Linked DNA regions of Mus musculus: regions 1 and 3 are each linked to region 2. The links are chromatin loops, found by intact Hi-C in ENCODE. Cell type or tissue: left cerebral cortex. All regions are shown on one strand.

Evidence for each region. Peaks named below come from ENCODE experiments on the same cell type or tissue, not always from the same donor. Only the 100,000 strongest peaks of a DNase experiment are listed, where the experiment ranks them.
Region 1: a loop joins it to region 2, with 2.1 times the contacts of the local background. A loop is called at or near these places in 1 of 42 quality-filtered maps.
Region 3: it touches region 2 in a loop (4-fold over the local background); 1 of 42 quality-filtered maps calls a loop at or near these places.

What each region holds. Positions count from the first base shown.
Region 1 is chr3:95,139,451-95,147,450 of GRCm38, reverse strand. Lysmd1 (LysM, putative peptidoglycan-binding, domain containing 1) reads right to left here. Exons shown (of 3, transcript NM_153121.2): 3 at 7,926-8,000. Tnfaip8l2 (tumor necrosis factor, alpha-induced protein 8-like 2) reads left to right here and starts at 5,097. Exons shown (of 2, transcript NM_027206.3): 1 at 5,097-5,136; 2 at 6,855-7,930. The coding sequence starts at 6,901. The coding sequence ends at 7,455. It also overlaps the pseudogene Gm9169. In left cerebral cortex, CTCF peaks have their summits at 4,650 (motif pointing left) and 7,366; DNase peaks (open chromatin) are centred at 4,637, 5,044, 5,802 and 7,654.
Region 2 is chr3:95,277,912-95,285,911 of GRCm38, reverse strand. It overlaps Prune1 (prune exopolyphosphatase), which reads left to right and starts at 3,836. Exons shown (of 8, transcript NM_173347.2): 1 at 3,836-4,327. The coding sequence starts at 4,289. Mindy1 (MINDY lysine 48 deubiquitinase 1) reads right to left here and starts at 2,977. Exons shown (of 10, transcript NM_199475.1): 1 at 2,287-2,977. In left cerebral cortex, CTCF peaks have their summits at 2,863 and 4,086; DNase peaks (open chromatin) are centred at 3,356, 4,077, 4,519, 4,953 and 2 more places; H3K4me3 peaks cover 4,021 bases; H3K27ac peaks cover 4,736 bases.
Region 3 is chr3:95,429,758-95,437,757 of GRCm38, reverse strand. Arnt (aryl hydrocarbon receptor nuclear translocator) reads right to left here and starts at 3,368. Exons shown (of 22, transcript NM_001037737.2): 1 at 3,197-3,368. The coding sequence starts at 3,221. It also overlaps the pseudogene Gm4349. In left cerebral cortex, no CTCF peak of the experiment used is centred here; DNase peaks (open chromatin) are centred at 2,570 and 3,426; H3K4me3 peaks cover 2,596 bases; H3K27ac peaks cover 1,167 bases.

The sequences.
Region 1 (8,000 bases), 140 kb after region 2:
CATTCCCCCACCCCTTTCTTTTTCCATCTGGCAACACTGGGAATAAACATCCCTAAGGCCTGGAAAGCACCAGACAACTTGAGCTCCACCACTCAGTTACATTCCTGAGCTTCGTTTCCCAGCTGGAAGTATCACTAAAATGCCATACAAACTCTAATTCATATTGCACTTCAGGTAGGCCTTGAACTTGTCACCCTCTGGTCTGCCTTCCCTTCCTGAGAAGCTGGGATTACTAGCCTGTGTAGTTTTCGACCTTAGGAGCACTGGGCAGGAGAATGTGAGAGATGCCTGCCTGGATTACAGTGAGAGCTGTAGTCAAAACACCAGGGAGATGGCTCACTTGGTGAAGCACTTGCTGCTTAAGCATGAAGACTTGAGTTTGGATGCCCATCACCACAGGCAAGCCAGGTATGGTGGCAGCAACTTGGTGCTAGGGATGCAGACCCAGGAGAGTTCTGGGATTGGCTGACCAGACAGTCTGGATACTCCGTGAGCTCTGTGTTCAGTGAGGCATCCTATTTCAAAAACTAAGGTGGAGGGGCTGGAGATGGATCAGCTGTTAAGAGCACTTCCTCCAAGCTGGGTGGTGGTGGCACACAATATAATCCCAGCACTTCGGAGGTAGAGGCAGGAAGATATTTGTGAGTTCAAGATCAGCCTGGTCTTCAGAGTGAGTTCTAGGATAGCCAGGGCTACACAGAGGAACCCTGTCTAGACAACCAAAACCAACCAATCCCTGAGATGACTTGCTCCAGTCAGCCCCCCTTGCCCAAACATTTATTTAATTTAGTACACTGTAGCTGTCTTTAGACAGCACCAAAAGAAAGTGACAGATCTCATTACAGATGGTTGTGAGTCACCATGTGGTTGCTGGGATTTGAATTCGGGACCTTCAGAAGAGGAGTAAGTGCTCTTAAGCACTAAGCCATCTCTCTAGACTCCCCCTCCTTCCTCTTTGCACACTTTCACCCTCTTAACACTAGATAGAAGAGAATAAAGGATGGAGAGGAAAGGGGGCAGTCTAAGGACTAGTCCTTAGACTAGTCCTGCCAAGAGGTGTCAAGTGCCTTGGGGCAAATTTGACCTTTGCTTCAGGATATCTAAATTCTAGTTGTTTCTTCTTTGCACAAGACTACTTAACACATCTTGACTTACAGCAAACAGCCAACAACTCAGCACCCCTTTCAGGGCCCTAGCATTTATATACCTGCTAAAAAGTCCCCAGAATTCCAAAAAAGCACATCCTTGCTAGAGTACAAGGCAAATCACAGTCAGCTGCTGCAGTCTGAAGCAGCTCCATATCCCATACTTAGGATTAAACAAAACTTATATTTGTTTTTTAAAGAAACCAAAATTCCAAAAAGGTCACTACAACTGTGTGTGTGTGCATACGTGTGAGTGGATGTCTTCCTCCACCTTATATCTTTTAAAATTATCGTTGTTACTATTATTATTATTATTATTATTATTATTATTATTATACTTATTCACCTTACATCCTGCTCACTGCCCGTCTCCTGGTCAACCCCTCCCATAGTCCCTCCCTCCACTTTTATGTTTTTCTGAGATCTCTCCTTGAATCTGGAGCGAATCTATTTTTTCTAGACTGGCTGGCCAGCAAATGTGACCCTCTGGTCTTTACCTCCTGCACTGGTCTTACGGTGTGTCCTGCCTTGCCTGCCTGGTGTTTTAGCTAGGTGTGATGGGTCCCATAGATGGTAGACATCTTATAGGGTAAGTGCTGAGTTCTCTCTTTTTTTTGGGGGGAGGTGGAAACTGCTTTCTCTTTATTTAGACCTTAGGAGGAAAAAATGAACTTTGGTCACATAGTACCTTTTAAAAAATCCAGTTTTACATATTTCTAAATACACAGGACTAAATGAGCAGAGAAATAATTTCTTCTGTAAAAACTGGCCAAATTTTATCAAAAACTTTACCATACAGTAAAATCAACTTATATAAAGACATTTTGGGTTTGCAACCTTTGAATGATGTGACAGGGCACGTCCACACATAAGTGTCCTGTGCTTGCTCTGGTCCACGAGCAAAGACTAAACAAGCATGGACTGTCAGTGATGGTCTGCAGCAGGGCTGGTGGCAGCCAACTCCATGATGGACAGGTCTACTTTAACAAAGTATAACCAAGGAAACACGTCACAGTATCAGATGAATTATGTAAGAGCAAAGTAGGAACAAACCAAAAGATGAAGATGAAGGAGCTGCCACAAACAAACAAGTGTCCCCCATAATGCACCTACAGAGGCAAACGGCGGGGAGAGGGCAGATGATGCTAATATGAAGGGAAGCTGAGTACAGCATTTATTTCTCATTTTATACAACTCGGACTCTTTACAAAAATGGTTATAGTCATGCCTGGAGAAATGTAACCCACGGCATTTGAAAGCAAACACTCTTTGTAGTTATTTAAAAGGGCCTTTTTAAAAAAATTATAATACAGAGGTCTGTGCTCTATAAGCAGTCCTCCACTGTGCATTATAACAATAAGGTTTACTTTTAATACAAAGACTAGGTGTTTGGTAGTTAGGAGCCACTGGACTTGACAAACATCATCTTATAATTGCTCTTCGCATCTTTTTTGCTCTTCGGGTCTTCTGTGTCGTCAGGATGCTCAGCAGCATGAAGCTCTTCTGCAGACTCCTCCTTCTCAGACTCAGAGTCACTGTCCGAGTCATCTGGACTCTCAGCATCAGGGGAGTCGTCTTCATCGTCATCTCTAGCCACATCATCTTCTCCATAATGATCTTCTACCTCACTGAAGCCGAGTCCGCAGTGCCGCCGATACCGTCAGTTTGCTGTCGATGCTCTGCTGGTACTGAGACTCCAGCTCTTCATTAATTTTCTTGTCTTCTTCCCCTGTTCAGAAGTGAGATGTTGATTTGTGATCTCCTATAACAAGACGACCAGTGTGTTCTTTCTTTCCTGCACCCATAAGTCTCAAGAACTTTTGTTTTCTTTCTTCATTGCCTAAGTCTGCTGCCTCCCAATTGCTAGATCCAAGATCATCGTCAGGGGAGGCTAAACGTATCACCCCATGTGGGTGAGACTCCCGGGCAGCACTCATCGTAGCTGGGATCCCGACGGGGATATGCCAAACACACTCGCAGTTCTCCTCAAACGTGACACCAGCAGCCCTCACCCAGCCACCGGACCAAGCAGTGCCACTCCAGAACGCAGAGCCCCCTCCGAGTTCTCATTTCCATGGACTTTTAAGAAAAAAAGTTTAGCAGGAAGATGATGGCACACACCTTTAATCCTAGCACTCAGGAGGCAGAGGCTAGCTTGGTCTACAGAGCGAGTTCCAGGAGATAGGTTCTCTCAATGGCTCATTACTTACTAAGTACTAAAACTGACCTTGAATTCACAGAGACCTGCCTTCCTCTACCTCCCCAATGCTGGGTCTAAAAGTGTGCACCCCCACATACAGGTGCGGTGCTTTATTTTATTTTGGTTGATGGCTAATATGGGAGGGACCAGATCACTGTGGGCACGTGGGCTGGTGGTCCTGGGTGCCATATGAAAAGAAGCTGAGAAAGTAATGTGATAAACATTGTCTTCTATGACCTTTGCACCAATTCCTGCCCTGACTTCCTTCAATGATGGATTATAATACGGAAGTGTAAGCAAAATAAACCCTTTCCTCCCCAAGAATGGTGGTTCATCATGGCAATAGAAACTCTGAGACAGGCCAGTGAAACTATGCCTCAAAGAAAGTGAACCAGACCAGGTTCCTGAAGATGACATCAGAAATTGTTCTCTGAAGCCCGGCGTGGTGGCACACACCTTTAATCCCAGCCCTTGGGAGGCAGAGGCAGGCAGATTTCTGAGTTTGAGGCCAGCCTAGTCTACAGAGTGAGTTCCAGGACAGTAGGACAGTCAGGGCTATACAGAGAAACCCTGTCTCAAAAAACCGAAAGAAAGAAAGAAAGAAAGAGAGAGAGAAATAAATAAATAAATAAATTGTTCTCTGGTCTACACACATGCACACACTAAATATGTTTTTAAAGACTTTTATTGTTTGTATGTATGTGTATTCTACATGTGTGTAGGTATCCAAGGAGACCAGAAGGTATTAGATCCACTGGAACTAACTAGTGGTTATGAACCACCAGATATAGGTGCTGGGAATAAAAGTCAGAACATCTGGAAGATCAGTGAGTCACTGAGCCATGGAGTCGCTGACTCCAGTCTCTGGAAGCCCCCAAATCAGTTTTTAAATCCCTGAATCCTAAGGCCTTTTTTTGGGTTCTCAATCTGTGCTGAAGAAAGCTATATAATTCACTCCTTTAAAGATTTGTGTGTCTGTGTGTGCCCAAGTGTATGTTCATGTACTGATTTATTCAGGTGACTCTGGAGGCCAGAAGAGAACACTGGAATTCCTGGAGCTGGAGTTGTGGGTGGTTTTTCCAAGACAAGAATTTTACTATGCAGCCCTGGCTGGCCTGGAGCTCACTCTGTAGACCAGGCTGGCCTTGAACTCAAAGATTGGATTGTCTCTGCCTCCAGAATGCTGGGATTAAAGGTGTAGTTTTGCCTCATTGGAGTCTACCCTCATTTATCAGGCCCTTTAAAGCTATTAAGCTCTGTACTCCAGCGTTTTGGCTCGATGCTGACACCTGCTGGTCACGCATGGCTCAGCAGCCCTAACCTTGGCACCTACCTCCTGCCTGCTCTGGCTGGGGCAGTCTGTGCCAATCTTACCTTCTAGGGCCTGAAGATGCTTGTATAATGCTGTTCTACTACACCACTCGATGATCTTTCAGTACTTCCCTCACTGTCTCTCACATTAAAATCTGGACTCTGCACGGTTTTCAGTACCACAAAAATATTAGGCAGCAAGAAAGAAGCAGACCTTTTATTAGGTGGAGGTGTGTAAATCCGTCCTTGCCACTTCAGAGTTGGTGCTTCCTACAGAATTCCATTCCTTTTGACCTTTGTCTTATTTCTAGGTGGCTCTTGGGACACTGGACTTCTTGGTGACAGTGATGATGAACCGGAGGTGGAGAGTAGATAGGCGGGGCCTGGGGTGGGGCTAGACCAAAGGGCCTCTTAGGAGCTTCTCCATTCTGTGAGCTCTCAGAAACATCCAAGGCCAGACTGGCACCCAGCACACGGCAGGTGAGAGTCTGGCAATGACAGAGGGTGGGTTTCGGGGTGACACTGACAGGATATCCTGACCCTTTCACCTTCACCTTTCTTTCTGTCTTGTGAAACTCTCGCTTGTAGAATTCTTGGGTCTCCCCCTCTCTCCCCAGAACCATTTTAGTGTATTTAGTGGATGGGGCAAGGCTGTCTGAGAGTGAGACCTGGCTTGGGATGGTGGCTGAGTCTAGAGCTGAGGGACAGAGATGCACATGGGGTAACGACTAGAGATTTAGAGATCTACAGTATCTTCGGACATGGAAGTACAGTGACGCAAAGTGAAAGAAACCTTTGCTAGGCTAGAGATTCATGAGGGTCACGTAGAGGCTGGGACAAAAAGAGCGAGTGACATAGCTACCCTGGGAGGACTGGGGACCTAGTTGGAGATGGCAAAGGGAGCAATAGAGAGCTGGGTAAGAGGAGGGCAGGTAGGGAAGGAAAGCGGGCCCCTATAGAAAAATCATCTCCAGTGTGAAAGATCCACAGGGCAAGGCAGAAACAAATCAAGATGGCAGGTTCCCATTGGAGTGATTCGGCTGCCGGAGAGAGCCCCCTGGCTGTCCTCCCTCTGAGAGGACTCCTATTTTCATTTGAGGGAGAGGGTGAGGTTGCTCCTTCATTGCGGTCACAGCCACATCCTGCAGAGCCGGGGAGGGGGAAGTAAGAAGCAAAACAACCAGAAGAAGCACAGTCAAGGCCCATGGTGAGAAGACCCTGTCCGTAGGCACAGGATATACCACCAAGAAGGCCTCGCTCTGCTCAGCCTAGCCAGCCTGAGACCACTACCTGCTGCCGCAGCCACCCTTCAAAAGAGCGCCCTCCTTGTTGGAGGGCGAATGTGGAGGGGTTATTTGACTTGTAGCCTATTTTTTCTCATAATTTGTGTCTGTTATTTATTATGTATATGTGTGAGTAGAGGCCAGAGGTGTTGGGTCTCCCTGGAGCTAAAGTTATAGGTGACTGTGAGCATCTGTTGTCTGAGAGTGTTGTCCCACTCCTTGAAGCCTGTTTTCATACTTACTAGGCCAAGTTGCTTAAGATCTCTTAGCTTTGCCCAGAGGTGGTGGCACATGCCTTTAATCCCATCACTTAGGAGGCAGAGGCAGGCAGATCTCAGTTCAAGGCCACCCTGGTCTACAGAGCGAGTTCTAGGACAGCCAGGGTTATACAGAGAAACTTTTGTCTTGAAAAAACAAAAACAACAAAAAAGAGTCCTTCAGTCTGAGATTTCTCTCTGTAAAACAGGGCTTGTCACCCATATGAAGTTGGTAAACCAAGACAGTTAATATCAAACACTTGGCACACAGTAGGTTCTTTAAAAAAAAAAAAGCCAAGTGTTCTATTTAAGATTCTGGAGACCCTATATCTCTCACTTCTTTTAAGACTTTATGGTACCCCCACTGACATGAGCTTTGGATCTCAAGCCTGGAAACAGAGGGGCGCTGTGCAAATTCCCTGTCGGTCGGCCGCCGCATAGCCCACTGCCCTGACTCCAGCCATGCCCACACTCCTCCAGCCAGGCTCTCCCTGCTCCTCGCGGCTGTTTTGGAGACACAAATGTCTTGTTTACAGCACGGAAGGGAAAAAGCAGAAGCAAAGCCTACAGGATGGAGGGGCCCAGGGGAGTGGGAAGACAAAGCAGGCAGAGCGGTGAAGATGAGGAAAAGCCATTTCTCTCCTTTTCTCTCATTTAGCCGGTTGCCTCTTCCAGTGACTGATCACACACCGACCGCAAGCACCATGGAGTCCTTCAGCTCAAAGAGTCTGGCACTACAAGCGGAGAAGAAGCTGCTGAGTAAAATGGCTGGTCGGTCCGTGGCGCATCTCTTTATCGACGAGACCAGCAGCGAGGTGCTAGACGAGCTTTACCGCGTGTCCAAAGAATACACGCACAGCCGGCCCAAGGCACAGCGGGTGATCAAAGACCTCATCAAGGTAGCGGTTAAAGTGGCTGTGCTGCACCGCAGTGGCTGCTTTGGCCCTGGGGAGCTGGCTCTGGCTACACGATTTCGTCAGAAGCTACGGCAGGGCGCCATGACCGCACTTAGCTTCGGTGAGGTGGACTTCACCTTTGAGGCTGCCGTGCTAGCAGGTCTGCTCGTCGAGTGCCGGGACATTCTGCTGGAGCTGGTGGAGCACCACCTCACACCCAAGTCACATGACCGCATCAGGCACGTGTTTGATCACTACTCTGACCCCGACCTGCTGGCTGCCCTCTATGGGCCTGACTTCACTCAGCACCTTGGCAAGATCTGTGATGGGCTCCGGAAGCTGCTGGACGAGGGCAAGCTCTGAAGCTCCGGAGCTCAGCACACTGGACTTTGGCAAAATGACTGACTGGGAAATGACACATCGGGCTCTCTAACCCTGCACCAATGCTTCTCGATCCCCTGGCTTCACTCTCTCCCAAGAGTGCTATAGACACTGAGGCCACCCCCACCCCCAAACTACTGCTGGGGCAAAGCAAGGCTGAACTGAGTGAGGCGGCTCTCGCTCCCATCCAGTTCCAGTAAAGGAAACAGCTGACTGAAGAAGAAGTGAAACTCAGGTCCGCTTCTCCCGGGAGGGCTGCCCAGAACCAGGGGATCCTCCTCCTCCACAAACCCGAGGAAGGGGACACTAAAGGCCACACGCAGGAAGGTGGTCATTAGAGACCTCCTGGATCTAGAGTTGGAGGCAGCACTAGGACACATACAGACGCTGTGTTCCAGAGCTTCTAGAAGGAGCTGGGGGAAGGGAGGCACAGGGGAAATAAAACCACTAAAGCATGCACAGGGCTCACGGTTTAATCTCTCGAGCTCCATACTCAGGCTAAACATAGAGGAGAGGTCTAGAAACAA
Region 2 (8,000 bases):
TCAAGTTTGTTTTGTCCTTCCACCACGTGGAACCTGGGGCTGAAGCTCTGGCCATCACGCAGCCAGAGCCTTGACTAGTTTAGCTGTCTCTGACTGGCCTGCCTACCAGTTCAACTTCTTTAGTTGGCTTATTGAAAACAAGAGGCCACACTTGGCTGGTTAGGGCTGCCCCAGGCACAGGTTCTAATCCTACTACCGGTAACAACTTTAGTTAGGGGGCACACAAAAGACTCTCCACAATCCTTGCAGTAGATTGCTCTCACTAGCTCAAGTTGACACAGCAACTTCAGATCCTAGTTGTTTCTGGCAGTGCTTGCACCCAGAGATCTCTTGTTAGATATTTATAGGGAATGGGAAACTGCTGTTTATTGATTTACATTAAAATACCCCAGAGGTGAGGCTCAAGAGGTTAAGGCACAAAGGATCAAGATTCAAGTCCAGCATCCACAGAGGGGTTTACAAGAAACTGTAACTCAAGTTCCAGGAAAGCTGCGACCGACCGTCTCCTGGCTTCCGTGGGCAATGAGCACACATGGTGTACATACACAAAAACAAGCACTCACAAACATAGATGTATATCTCCACTAGTTGTATATAATGACAAAGACCTGTTATTTTAGCTACTAAGAGGCTGAGGCAGGAGGATCTTTGTGAGACCATATCTTAAAATAAAAAAAGAGCTGGAGGTATATAGTTCAGTAGTGGAGCCTTGCCTGATATATGCAATGCTCTGGGTCCAAGCCTCACAACCTGTTGGCACACGTGCTCTTTATGGCTCCCATACAGATCATTTTGGATGTGAACACTGGACCTGTTTAACTTGCAGTTAATCAGCACTTGGCATCAAATGAGGTCTAGATAGGCCTGCAGATAGTAAAAGCAGTTCCTGCCTCTGAAATATCTCCCTTCAGTCTCCTTACTCCCCTCCCTACACACTGACAGGACACAAATGAGGACCGTTCGGGGGTACAGCCTAGCAGAAGGGCATGTGCTTAACACACGCAAGGTCCTGGGTTTGATCTCCAGCCCCGGAACAGAGAGAAAGCCAGGAGATAGTGCATCAATCGGAATCTTGTCTTTTTCTTTTAAACTGGGATCACTGGGCATGGCGGCACACATCTTTAATGCCAGCCCTTGTGGGCAGAGACAGGCGTATCTGGTTGCCTGCTTTCTTCTTGTAAACCTTCAAGGCTTGGAGACTATGAAAAGGCCTTGAGGAGCGTCAGCTGGGTGTGGTGTTCCAGGCCTTCCCATCCCCATTACTCAGGGGGCCTTGAGGCCGGAGAACCTCGAGGTCGGCCTGGGCTACAGAGAAACATCAAAGTTCCTGAAATAACATAAATACAGTAAATTGATCATTCTCCTGATTCAAATATAACTTCTGCTAGCTTCAGGTAATTCATATTTTGTTAATTTAGACTTAGAGTAGCAAAGATTACCTGGAGGCCTTCCACCCCTCTTTCTCCACATCTCTTTCCCTCCCATGGCACTTAGAGTCAACCTTGAAACAGAGGCCATGTCTGGGAAATATTAAAAAGCCTAAAGACAAGCACAGCTCATTTTCTGCCCAAGGCTAGAAATGATCAATAATTAAGTGGGGGTTGGGAAAGCTAGTCGACCAAAGAGAGGAGCTACAAGAACCATGGGAGGGAGTGGGGGCTCAGTGAATGAGGACAGCTCCAGTGTCAGGGCAGGAAGAGCAACAGGGCTGCACCCTGCAAGGCCAGAGGAAAGCATGAGGGGAGGGGGACCCAAACAAACAGGGGTTATGGCCCTGTCCCTCCTCTTCTTTCCTCAGTCCAAATCTACACCTCCTCTTCCTGGAATTACCTATGGTGACCCACAGGGAGTCAAATCTCTGGTCCTTTCCTAGTCAGCAGCAGATACTATTCACAGAGTGGGAAAAGCATATGAAATAGGTATATCCTTAAAGACTTCACCCACCCTCAGGACTCTTCTCCCTACGTCTTTAACTGGTATTACCCAATCTTTCCAACCAAATGCAATTCTTCATGCCAACATGCTTTGAGATTCCTCTAGAATACAGCAAGCCCTGTAATTCTGGCTCTCTAGGAGAGGGAGAGAGAGGGTTTGGGTTTATAAGGGGGAAATTGAAGACCGCATCTCTTTTACTGCTCCATCTCTTACTGCTCCGGGTGCCTGGGATCCTGTAAGCGACCCAGACTTAAGAGACCACAGATGGGACATCAGGTGTCAACTTCGCCCAGAGAGGGTAGGGAGAGCTGCGAGACGAGGTGAAGATAGTTTGAAAACAAAAGTTTTTACCTCAAAGAGGTAGATGAGGTTCCGGCACTGGGAGAGGACTCAACTCTGGCGGTTCTACGCGGGAGGTGGGGACATCGTTGAGGGGCGCCGACTGCGCCAGCCGCCTCCCAGCTGTCAGCCCCAGAGCTTACACGGCTTGACACGGGTTTACTCTCGCGGCGTCCAGCCTGGGTCGCTGCCACTTCCGGACACACGCCCAATACGGGGGACGCTGGAGCAGGGTCGGGGCCGAGGACAAGCAAGGCACAGCGCAGGCGGTCCCGCCTGGCTTCCCAGAGTCTTCAGGATTCCCGAGTCACCGAGCCTCCGGCGTGCGCTCCAGGCCGTGCCTACAAACTGGCTTTCAAAGGAAGTTTGTGGTTTTTCTTTTTCTTCTCTCTGTCCCTCTTTTCCCCCTGTCCGGACAAAGACAAATTAGCCAAGGACGCGGTCCCTAGAGGAGGAGGAGGAGGAGGGGCCTGCTCAGCTACCGAGGATTTCCATCAGGGCTGTCTGAGCCGGTCAGCAGCCCGGTGAGCCGCAGAAAGGAAGAGAGAAAAACAACAGACCCTTTCTCTTCCCTCCGCCTGCCGCTGGAAGGGACGGAGCGCGTGTGCCTCTCTGGTGAGAACCGGGAAAAGCAAGCGGCCTGGCAGAGCCCGGAGGAGCAGGGCGGGACAGCGGCTGTTGATTAGACCTCCCTGGATGCCCGCCGCAGCCCTCTGCTCTGGAGCCAAGAAAGCAGGGCGGAAGGGCGTTGTGTTTGCATATGTACTCGTTCAATAAGAAAGAAAATTCCCACTCCTGGTTTTCTGGAGCCCCTGAGCTCTTTCCCAAGGCTTCCCTTCTTCCCCGTATGCTTTTTTTGAAAGGCTAGGAATGAAACTGGTTCAGCTGTGTACCTGGTCGGGGGCGAGGAAGACGCTCTTCTGCCTCTTCTCACCTCCCCGAGAAGCAGGACGATCTGGGGATAGATTAAAAAATGAGGGAACATGTTATGATGAAGGGACATTTTCCCCCCAAGTAGTCTGCCCTGGGACACGCAAGTGGCAGTTAAGGGATGTTGGAACCCAGCCTTAGGTTCTGAAGGCTCCTCTAAACTCTATTGATGTGACGGCCAAAGGATAAGGCTTCAAGCAACTCGGAAAGCCGAGAGAACTGTTGCAACAGAGACCCAGGAAGCAAAGTCACGGTTGCAACAGCCCATGAATGAGGAGTATTTGCTCAGGCTGTAGAAGAAAGGCTATGAAGAAGGAGGAAGAGTTGGCACGACAGTAGGTTTTAAGAAAACAAGTCAAACATTATGGTAATGTTTTCCTATCGTGAACAAACACATTGATCACGATTTGTCAGTTTGGTAAAGGGGAGAATTTAAAAAAAAGAAAGAAAAAACACCTAACCAGGGAAGCTATTTTAATAAATAATATGTACAGCAATGTTGTAATTTAAAGTCCTAACCAAACCAGGCCTGTGAATCCAGTATTCAGGAAACTGAGGAGAAAGATTACAAATTCCAGACAGGTTGGGCTAGATAGAAAGAATTTGTATTTTAAAAAAAATTGAGAGATTAATTTACATCAATCTCGAACAGATTTTCGGTGTAATATATGGAAAGGTACTATACTTAGTCCTATCTGCAAGTTCAGATGCCATAAAGGCGAGTTATTGTGACACATACACAATTTGCATGTCATAGCCCTCCGAAAACTGCTCACTTGAGGACAAACACGAGCTGCTGGACTACATTTCCCAGGAGGCACCGCGATATACCATACTCCTCCTTGACGTCCCATGAGTCTTTGGGCTCAGAACCCAGCCTCTGCCGCTGGGGGGCGGGGCAACGCCGGACTCCCGGAGTGCCGGATTACGCACTTCCTCCTGGGGTTCGGAGGCCGAACCCTTTAGTGGCGGGTTCGAGTCCCGCCCCCTGACTCTCGGCTCTAGACCCTAGGTCTAGGGCGGGGTACATTCTGCCGGGTTACCTCTCCTGGCTGAGGGGCAACGGCACACCTCGGGCTTTACCATGGAGGACTACCTGCAGGACTGTCGAGCCGCTTTGCAGGTAACGGGTCCCAGTCCGTGACCGAAAGGAATGCAGCGTGGGGTCTGGGAAGGACGAAGGTGTGGGATCTGGGGAGCCCGGACGGTCGGTGTGGAGGGATCACAGAGATGGACGCGGGGGAGCTAGAGGACCAAGCCCTTCGGCCATAGGCGGGAGAGCCCGGAGAAAGGAGTCTCTTGGTTTGCTTGAGTCGGGTCCTTCGGCAGAACCTGTGCGGCGGCCGCCAGCCTCGCCCGGCGAGGTGTGTCTCTCCCTTCTCCCCGCCCCTCTCAGTTTCCCTCCCGCAAGCGGGCTTCAGCCCACTGGGTCCAGGTGAACCTCTGGGAGTGGAGGGCACTGGGTGCACCGCTTTATTGCCTCTGAATGGCGGTTTGCCTTTTTTTTTTTTCCCTCCTAGGTAGAGGCGGTCGTGGTGTTTTACTTTAAATCTTTGTTTTTATGCCAAATATACAGAATAATTCATCAGGCATATATGTTGACCCACAACTTACATTCCTTTGCTTCCAGTGTTCTCCTTTAGTGTTAATGCAGGCGCGTGCGCATACACACACACACACACACACACACACACACACACACACACGTAAAAATACCGCCTCCTTGGTAAGGGATAAACACAAAGTGTGTTTGGAATCTAAACCATAAGCACGGCCCTGAATTCTTTGTAGCTTATTTTTGGTGCTTCCTGAACCAGCTGGACTCGCCCAGCTGTGTTGACAGGCTGTGTGGCATTAGGTCGCTCTTCCCTTTAAAGGCTCCAAGTCACCTGGCCCCCTGCTGTAAGTTTCTCTGCCCCTGAAGAAACAGATAGGCATCTTCCTTTCAAATAACTTAGCTCGGTATGGTAGCCACAGGCCTCTAGTTCCAACTCAGAGGAGGCTGAGACTTCAGTTCAGGCCAGGTCTGGACTGGGAGAAAAAAAACCCAAAAAACAAAAAACCCACAACGACAGAAACAGAACAAAACAATCCTCTGGGCAATAGACTCTATTCTTTAACAAACCCTGAAAGTCCCCTAATTCTGCTGGAGATCCAGCTTCGTGGATAAACGAATATTCTTTTTTTTTTTTTAATTAGGTATTACATTTTCAATGCTATCCCAAAGGTCCCCCATACCCACCCCCCCAATCCCCTACCCACCACTCCCTCTTTTTGGCCCTGGCGTTCGCCGTACAGGGGAATATAAAGTTTGCAAGTCCAATGGGCCTCTCTTTGCAGTGATGGCCGACTAGGCCATCTTTTGATACATATGCAGCTAAAGACAAGAGCTCCCGGGTACTGGTTAGTTCATATTGTTGTTCCACCTATAGGGTTGCAGTTCCCTTTAGCTCCTTGGGTAATTTCTCTAGCTCCTCCATTGGGGGCCGTGTGACCCATCCAATAGCTGACTGTGAGCATCCACTTCTGTGTTTGCTAGGCCCCGGACGAATATTCTTAATTTGAATTTAGGGTGAGGTTCAACTTGATGCCAGCTACACTAAAAATTTCCTTTTGAAGAATATCAGGCCAGGCATGGACCTGCTAATCTGTAATCAGCTCTGGGTTGGTTGAGGCAAAAGGCTTATTAGCTAAAGTGCAGCCTGGGGTGCATACGGACCTGGGTGCCTTGGTGAGACCCTCTCTTCATAACCCCCCTGAGGAAAAAGAACCACCTTATTTGGGGGAAGTTGTTTTAATACAAAGGCAATTTTGTTACTTCTTTTCTTGTGGGCCGGCTCCTGACTCCACCCACCTGATGCTGGTTAAAGTGTGCTTTCACACTTTGCCTGAGGTCTGCATATTTTGTTTACTTTTTATTGCGTTTGTTTTTGCAATGGCCTTTTATAAGCCCAGGCTGGCCTTGAAGTCCCGATGTAGTTGAGGTCGAGCTTGAATTTATAGTCCTGCTTCTGCTTCCTGGTGTTGGGATTATAAGAGTCACCTGTGGTGCCCAGCTTGGCTATTTTTTTATTTTATTTATATGAGACAGGGACTCACTATGTAGTAGCCGTGGCTGGCTTGGAACTATGTAGATCAAACTAGTCTCAAATTCAGAGATCCACCTGCCTCTGCCTTCCAAGTACTGGAATCAGAAGCCCTTGAAAATAGTTTTTTTTGTTTTTGTTTTATATGTGTGTAGGTATCTGCCCATTTAAGTGCAGTGCCCATAGGCTGCAGAAGAGAACATTGGATTCCCTGGACCTGGAGTTGCATGTGGTTGTGAGTCACCAGATGTGGGTGCTAAGTACTTTCTAAGATCAGTCTGAGTTATAAGCACTGAGACATTTCTCTAACTCTGAACAAATTGTTAAACTTATTTATTTAGTGGCGTGTTGGGAGCCGCACCCATGCAGTAGACACATGTGTAGGTCAGAGGAGACTTTTGCCATGGTCCCGTCCTCCCAGCCCGTCCTCCCAGCCCGTCCTCCCAGCCCGTCCTCCCAGCAATCAAAGATAGGTTATTATGTTTGGTAACAAATGCCCATTCCTGCTGACCCATCTCATCCTGTCTGCCTCTTCCACTCTATCTTCACAAAACAATGGGTTTATCATCTTCACACACACACACACACACACACACACACGCACACACACATATTATTTAGGGGCTAAAAAGACGGCTCACCCATTAAAAGGCCTACTGCTCTTGCAATGGAACAAATTCTGTTTCTAGCACTGGATTGCTCACAAACCCCATAATTTCAGTTCCAGGGGAATGTGGGATCTCTAATCTCTGAAGGCACCTGTACTTATACATACACAAATGATTTAAAATTTTTTTAAAGTTTTTTTTTTTCCAAAATCTTAAAATATAAGTAAAAAAAAAAATTAAAGAACAACTCTCAGGGCTGGAGAGATGGCTCAGTGGTTAAGAGAACTAGCAGTTCTTCCAGAGGTCCTGAGTTCAATTCCCAGCAACCACATGGTGTCTGTCTGACTGTGTGTATGTGTATGTCTGAACATGCATGTTCTGAGGAGACCAGAAGAGGATGCCTGGATCTGAGTTACAGGCAGGTGTGACTTGGGTCCTGGGAACAGAATTTCTGGCCTCTGGAAGAGCAGCGCTCTTAACCGCCGTATATCCAGCCTCCAATGTAGAGAGTTATTCTGAGTGCCACAGATAACAGTGAGTCTACTTCGATGAAGTTTAGTAATAGAGTTGACTTTCCTAGAGTCACCCTATCCCGTCCTTCCCCACACCCTTCCCCCTCCAAGGAGCAAAATCTAGTTCCTTTGTGAAACTGTGTACTCACTCCTGAAGGTGACCGAGCTTTAGATCTTCTCAGCACACAGCCTCACTAGGGCAGGGAGTAAGTTGAACATGGACTCTAGGAATGTTAGCTGAGAAGCCAGGAGCAGTATAGGCTGGGGGATGCCAGTAATGTGAATTCTTTTTTTTTTTTTTTTTTTTCCGAGACAGGGTTTCTCTGTATAGCCCTGGCTGTGTCCTGGAACTCACTCTGTAGACCAGGCTGGCCGTGAACACAGAAATCCGCCTGCCTCTGCCTCCCAAGTGCTGGGATTAAAGGCGTGCTCTACCATGCCGGGCTCAAATTCTTTTTAACTATGGAAGAATATAAGGAAAACATTGAAGCACAAAACATGTGAAGTGTAAAAGATAAAAGATCCTTTTTTTATTCCTTTTCAGCTGGGTCCGAGGCCAGCCTGGTCTACAAAGTGAGTTCCAGGACAGC
Region 3 (8,000 bases), 150 kb before region 2:
GGCCCACTCCAGGCCAGTAACAGATCCTGTCTCAAAAAGCGGAGGTGGGATGTGGAATGAAGACATGATCCAGTGGTTAAGAGCACTTGCTACACAATCTGGAGACCTGAGTTTGGATCCCAGAACCCACATAACAAGTCTGGCATCATCCTGCATCCACCAGGAATCCATGCACTCTGAGGATCCAAGGCAGGAAGACTGCTAGGCCTTGCTGACTGTCAGCCGAGCAAAACACACAAGCCTCAGGTTAAGGGAGACACCTGACCTGGAAGAAATAAGGCAGAGTGACACAGTAAGATGCCCACAGTTAAGAAGAAATTCTGCCTCAAAGGAATAAGACAGAAAGTTACAGAGGTGGATATCCGGTGTCTTCTGGCCTGTGTACAAGTGCACACTGAACATAGTAATTTCCCACTGTATATACCTCCAGTGGTGAATCTAATTTTCCAAAATTCAACAGGCCAAAACATATCCTGTTTGACACAAAAAGGAAGGAGGAAAAAGCAACAACAAAAGGCTCTATTTTATGACTTAAGTATCATGCATGTACTGAACATGGGATCAATAAATTAGAAGACATGGAAGAATTCTCCACATGGAAAAAAGAAATCTTGAGCTAGGAATGTAGCCCCCGGAAAAGGAAGTTAAGGCAGATGGTAAAGAGAGCAGGGGGTTAGTCTCACTGGGTCTGTCGTTCTCTGTTCTCCGCTCAGACCTACCATCCCATCTCATAAGAGGCTGAGGCTACGCAGGGATGTCAGCTACAGCAGGAACCACTGGGTGCTATGCCATAACTAACAGCAGACTAGAATTTAAGAAAACTCTTACATTCTCAGGTTAATTTTCAAAGGTTTGCTAAGAACCTACACCTCACCTTTTGAGGTTTTTGCTTGGTTTGGTCTGGCTTTTGATTTTGAAACAAGGTCTCACTATGTAGCATGGAACTGACTTTGTAGACCAAGATGGCCATGAACTAAGATATCCCCCTGCTTCTGCAAAGATTAAAGGAATTCCAGCCTATTCTCCCTCTGTTTGGTAAGTACCTATGATGACTCTGCCCACCTCAAAATTGAAGAAGCAAGCAATCAAATAACAATAAATAAAATCAATTATTTCTACTGGTGATGACACTCACAGCTTTAATCCAGCACTCAGGAGGCAGGAGCAAGCAGATCTTGAGTTGGAGGCCATCCTGGTCTACAGAGTGAGTTTCATGACAGCCAGGGATACATATAGAAGCCCTGCCTTGAAAAACCAAAGTCAAAACAAACAAACAAACAAACAAACAACTGTTTCATTAAAAAAGATTCTTAAATCGTACTTTTTAAAAAGTTTTGATAGTTTATATAGGATGGCACATGCGAGTGATTCCAGCACTTGAAGATAGAAGCAAGAAGACCACTGCAAGTTCAAGGCCAGCCTGATCTTCACAGAACACTGCAGGCCAGCCTCTCAAAATTCCCCACTCAGAAAAAAAAATAGAAAAAAATTACTATTTCCTGCTTACAGACTTAAGCTAATATTGATAAGGAAATGACTATTTGGTCAAGAAAGTGTTGTTTTAGTAATTGGTTTAAAATCAGAACAGGGCAGCTAGAAAAGCTTCTGACTTACTAACGTGTCTCTACGGCCTTAACAAGAGAGACACTTTGCAGTCTGAAGAGTTATATAAGGATTTTGCAACATGGGATCAGTTTGAAATCTTGTTTACTCTAATCAGACATGGGCTATTTTGCTACAAGGTCTGATTTTCTCTAACATTTTTCAGTTGTATAGTTTTATTCTATAATTCATCAAATATTCCAATAGTTTCCTGACAATTTACTTCATCTTCATGTAAAAAAAATAATAATTTAGGATTTAAAAAACTGATATTCAGGGGCTGAAAGGAAGGTTCAGTAGTTGTGAGTATGTGTTACTCTTCTAGGACCTAATGTCAGTTCCTAGCATCCACATCACGGGGCTTTCAACTGCCTGAAACTCTTGCTGCAGGGGATCCAACACCCTATTCTGGACTCCTCCCATTCCTGCACTCACAAGTAGACATTATCATATACATAATTTCTAAAGCTTAAAAATATTTTTTTTAAAGTTGATATTGACACATGAATTTGAAGCCAACCTGGGCTACATATAAGTTCTAGGACTCTCTCTCTCTCTCTCTCTCTCTCTCTCTTAAAAAAAAAGGCTGTTTCCAAAAATAATGGGAAAACAATACATTTCCCAGTGTTTCAGCTATTGTGTGTATGTATATACATACGTGTGTGTACCCTGTTACTGTAATATAGTACATTAACAAGATAAAATTTAAAAGTTCAATGTGAAATAGCAGAGACCAATATTACACAACCCTCCCTCCAAACTCTTCGATGATACAGACTTCTGGGAAATGATGGATTTACTTTGTTGGAAAATAACAAGGTAAATTAGCCCAACTAAAATGAAATACTTCCTAAGATGTAACTGAATACAGTAGAAAGGACTGAGAGGGAGACTGCAGTGATCCAAAGTCAACCGGGGGCTGGAATGAGACAAGACTCAAAATAAGATGAACGAGAGACAGAGACAGACAGACAAACAAGCAAGAGGACGTCCACAGACAAATGGCGCGGGACATTTTTCTGAAAGAACAGGAGTTGCTCCACCTCGACCTAACAAGATTTAAACCTGGGTTCTGGACTAAAGACCTGTCCTGAACTATTACCATTACCCAAACCTCTGCCTTCAGCAGCAAGACACTAATAACTACGCTAAAACCCTAAATTTCAAAGTATAGGAGTTACAAGAATCTGAGCAGATTCTCAAAGAACTAAGTTTTCCATTTAAATGTAAACCAAGTGTAGAATCAAGCAAGACTTTGCAAAACGTCAACGTGGCCCCGTCTATAGCCCAGTTTACGCTCGCAGTTACACCAAGTCAGTTTGCCCAGTTACTTACTAGGCATCAGGGGAACATCAGCTGGCAGAGGGTTAAAAGACCACAACACTCCCTAACACCGCAGGCAGAGTGGAGACGCTGGCCAAGCGCCACCACTACTCCAGAAGTTGGGGCACGGAGCCCCCAAACACCCGTCACCCGTTCCCCAGGTCCTCCGGGCAGGGCGCCTCCTCGACACCCCTCCCCCAACACCCGAACGCCACGGCCCTGCTGCTCTGCTCTGGCTCTCCGCACTTGTCAGTCCTTTCTGCCGCCTCACCTGGGTTAGCTGTAGTCGCCGCCATGGTCGAGATGGCACCGTCCCTGCGCCACCCTCGGTGGGAGGGGCAGCCGCCACCGAGCTGGGGGAGGGGAGGGAAGAGCCACTCCGCAGATTAGGCACCTTACCGCCGCCACCGCTACCGCGGAATCCAAGATGGCGGACGCCCACCCCCCTCCCCATCCTGGGCAGAAGACACGCCCCAAACTATGGGCGCGGTCAGTCTCCAGACAGCCTCCCTGGGAGAACTGGCCAATAGAAACAGTAAGTCGCCATAGAGGCCGGGCTAGTGACTCGGCCAGTGAGTCCGGTGACCCGAGGAGTGCTAGGAAGCCTGAGCTAGGAAGCCAACCAGCTGTTTCCCTAATCCGGCCTTCTCGGCGTCAGAGATTCATAACCAAATTGACGTCAGTGAAATGCAAAGAAAACGAGCATTTTACTAAAATGTTTTCTTTCTTAGTGGGCTCATCAGCATATGCTTCCTACAGACGATTTGTTATGCAAACCCTCTTTATAGGTTCTAACACAGGGATCACTAATCCATTCTAGGTTGTTTTTTCTTTATGAACTTTTGTCACTAGTAAAAGTCCGATAACTAATTCTTAAGAGTTGGCTCTGAAGCTGGTAGGAAAAAGCTGGGTGATTACGTGGTACCAAAGATGCCAACATTTGAAATGGAGACAACGAACAAAGAATTTTTATTAAACAAGTATTCCAGAACTCAGAATGCAAAGACCAGTCTGTACTACAAAATGAAACTAGTCCCTTTCTCTGCCCTCCAAAAGTGAGGTGTCCTATGTCACAAGTTTTTTTAAAATGACAAGGTAGTAAACACACAGACGTAATGTCTAATTATAAGAACTGAGCAATTCAGAACAGACAATGTCGACTCAAAACACTGTGAGATAAATTCTATAATTTTACAAATCAAGAACTACAAGCAGGGGCTGGAGAGATGGCTCAGCGGGTAAGAGCACTGACTGCTCTTTCAGAGGTCCTGCGTTCAAATCCCAGCAACCACATGGTGGCCCACAACCACCCCTAATGAGATCTAACGCCCTCGTCTGGTGTGTTTGAAGACAATTACAGTGTACTTATTTAGAATAATAAATAAATCTTTGGGCCAGAGAAAGCAGGAACTGAGTGAGCCGACCAACTGGAGTGGGCGAGGTTGATTGGAGCAAGCAGAGGTCCTAAAGTCAATACCCAATAACCACATGAAGGCTCACAGCCATCTGTACAGCTACAGTGTACTCATATACATAAAATAAATAAATAAATCTTAAAAATATATATTTAAAAAAAAAAAAGAACTACAAACAGATCCAGGCATAGTGATGCATGCCTTTAATCCTAGTACTCAGGAGGCAGAGACTGGCCAATTTCTCTGAGTTCAATGCCAGCCTGGTCTACATAGTGAGTTCTAAGACAGCAGGAGCTATATATAGAAAGACACTATCTCAAAAACAAACAAAAACCAAAGACATGAAACAAAGGCCACCTTGCAAATTAATCCAGTAGTGAGAAGCAAAGTGAATGAAACTAACACCCAAAGTCTATTATATTCATCACCATGTATATGTGGACTGGGGGGAGGAGGGTAATTTTGTTCTTTGAAACAAGGTCTCATGTAGCCTAGACTGACCCCAAATTCACTATGAGGATGAAAATGGTCTTGAATTCACCCTCTCCTTCCAATGTTAGAACTATAAGCATATGGCACTACTCTTTGGCTTGTTGTCAGTCTGATTCACCAAAAAAAATTTTTTTAATTAGCCATAAAGACGACTCCACTACACAGCTACACCTAACATCCCAAGATCCAATGCTCTGAACTTACACAAGGAGAGGACTCCTGCAAATTATCTTCAACTTTCCTCACACCAAAACATGTGCACTCACACATACACAAAAATTTTAAAAACATTTAGAAGTAGAACTGACAAGATGGCTCAAGAGCTAAAGGTACTTGAAGTTGGATTCTCCAAAAGCCACACAATGGTTCGAGGAGAGAACTAACTCCCATTCACTAAAAAGAGGTGCAGTGAGAGGCGCAGTGACATCATGCTGGCTTCTCGTTTGTTGGTTGCTTGCTTGCTTTAGGTTATTTGGTTGGTTTGGTTGGTTTGTTTAGACATTTTCTTGGGGTTTTGAATAGTTTTATTTTTAATTATGTGAATGTGTCTGCATTTAAGTCAGTACACCTGAGTATTGGAACACAATTAGACAGACAAGAAAGATCCCATTAACCTGGAGTTTCAAACAGTTGTGAACAGATAGAAATCCACCTGCTTTCACACTTTCATTTGCTGGCATTAAAGGGGGGCACCACTATGCCAAGATGGAGGCATTGCCTTAATGGCTTTTCCTCCTCTCAGATGATCTTAGCTTGTGTCAAATTTACAAAAACAAAACAAAACAAAACAAAACATGACATCTATATGGCACACTTTAATATAAGAAATTGTAGTTCACTGGCATTACATGCTTTTAATCCCAGTACTTGGGAGGTAGAGGCCAATGGATCTCTTTGAGTTGGATGCCAGCCAGGTCTACAAATTAAGATCTAAAGCAGCCAGGATGATTAACACAAAGAAACTATGTGTTGAAAAACCAAACAAAAAGTCATGGTTAAAAACTTTTTTTTTTTAGTATATAATAGACATGTTGATTACACCTATAATCATGTAGTAAAAAAAGCCATGTGTAGTGGCTATTCCTGGTTGTCAACTTGACAATATTTGGAATGAACTACAATCCGGAATTGGAAGGCTCACCAGTGACCCTTATCTGGAGGCTTGGAGATCCTTATCTGGATCTTGGTTTGAAGATCTTGAGCCATAGTGGCTATGGATTCCAGAAGATTGAATCTCCGAGTTAAGGAACACACCTTTAATCTGGGCTATGCCTTTCATCTGGGATTAAAGGTGTGGTGGAACACACCTTTAATCTGGGCTACACCTTCTGCTGGAGACAATATAAGGACATTGGAAGAAGGGAGTCTAGCTCTTGCTCTTGCTCCTTCGCCTGCTTGCTGCGTGAGACTGAGTAACTGCTAGATCCTTGGACTTCCATTCACAGCTGCGACTGAACAATTGTTGGGAATTGGGCTGCCGACTGTAAGTCATCAATAAATTCCTTTACTATCTAGAGACTATCTGTAAGTTCTGTGACTCTAGAGAACCCTGACTAATACACCATGATACAAGGATCACTTCAAGTTTGAGGATAGCCTGGCCTACATGGTTAGGCCGAGATAGCCCGAGTGACAAACAGTGTGGGTTGTAAGCTTGCGAATCTGAGTTTGAATCCCCCCAATTCATGTTAAAAAAGGAAAAAAAAACAAAACAAAACAAAACCTGAACATTGCTAAATATGTAACTCTGGTGCTTGTTGGATAGAAACACATCCCCAAGTGGCCAACTAGCCCAATGGCACTAAGTCAGAACATAATAGAGGAAGACACTGGATGTTGTTGTAACTTGATGCTTAGAGTTTACTGCTTCATGTACTACATACATAGCACACATCAGAACCACAATGCAAAACAAACAAAAAAAAAAGTTACCAAGGGAAGTATTTACTAAATGTTTCATGGTGTTCATGGACCAGCCCACTGTGAGTGGTACCATTCCATAGACTTCATAAATACACAAATAAAGAGAGTGATTGGAGGAGCAGCAGGATGAGACACTCCCTCTGTTTCCAGATTGCAGAACAATGTGACCAGATGCTTTAGGCTTTTGCCACTGTGATTTCCCCGACCATCATGGATATGATCTGGAACTTGGAACCAGGATCAGCCCCCTTAACCTTCAAATGATTTTGTCAGATTATTTGATCACCATAACTGAAAAAGAAACTCAGACATAGGCAAACTACACACAAACACATGGGGGAAAAGACAGAAAATAAGTATACCTTATCTGAAATGGGGAAAGGAAGCAATCAGAATACAGAAAACACTTACGATGCTAAGAATACTTACTTGTTGTCATAATAAGTCAGTCAGGTATTTGGCATAGTAAGTAATGACAATGTGATTCTTTACGTGCAACATACTTGTCTTCCAGTATTTCAGCTTCCATTCTAAGACTTTTCTGACCAAAGCTTCATCATTTACCTGAATCAATACTGAGGACATCATCATCTTCATCAGGAATCTCAATGATCTCTGTGGGCCGGGAAGCTTCATCCTCAGAGCTACTGTCATGATACTGTAGTCCCAGCTTAGAGTAGAAATCCTTCACCAAAGACTCACAGTTAGTCACTTCCCTGATATTGGAACACATGCAGAAAAGATCAAAGCCAGTGGAGACAGTGCGGTACAAGAGCATTACAATGTATATACATTTATACAATACCTAGCCTCTGAGCTCACACATGTAATCCTAGTCCTTAGCCTGAGGAACCAAGGCTAGCTAGGTTTGAGGTCACTTTGGTCAATACAGTGAGTGGTTCATGGCCAGCATGGCCTACAGAGTAAGAAACCTTTAGACAGAACAAAAACAGAACCCAGCACTCAGGAGGCAGAGGCAAGCAGATCTCTGAGTTCCAGGCCAATTTGGTATACAGAGGTAGTTCCAGGACAGCCAGAGTTAGAAAGAAACGGTCTCAAAAATAAAACAAAACAAAAACAGAAACAAGAAAAACCAAAAAACAACCCCCCCCGACATACACACACAAAACACAACACAGTAACAGGAAATTATGTATATTTAAATATAGACTGTTTGCTCTACATGTTCCAAAGTATTTAGAATGCTTTTTCCACATAAAGTTTGTTTCCATGCAATTATTCTAT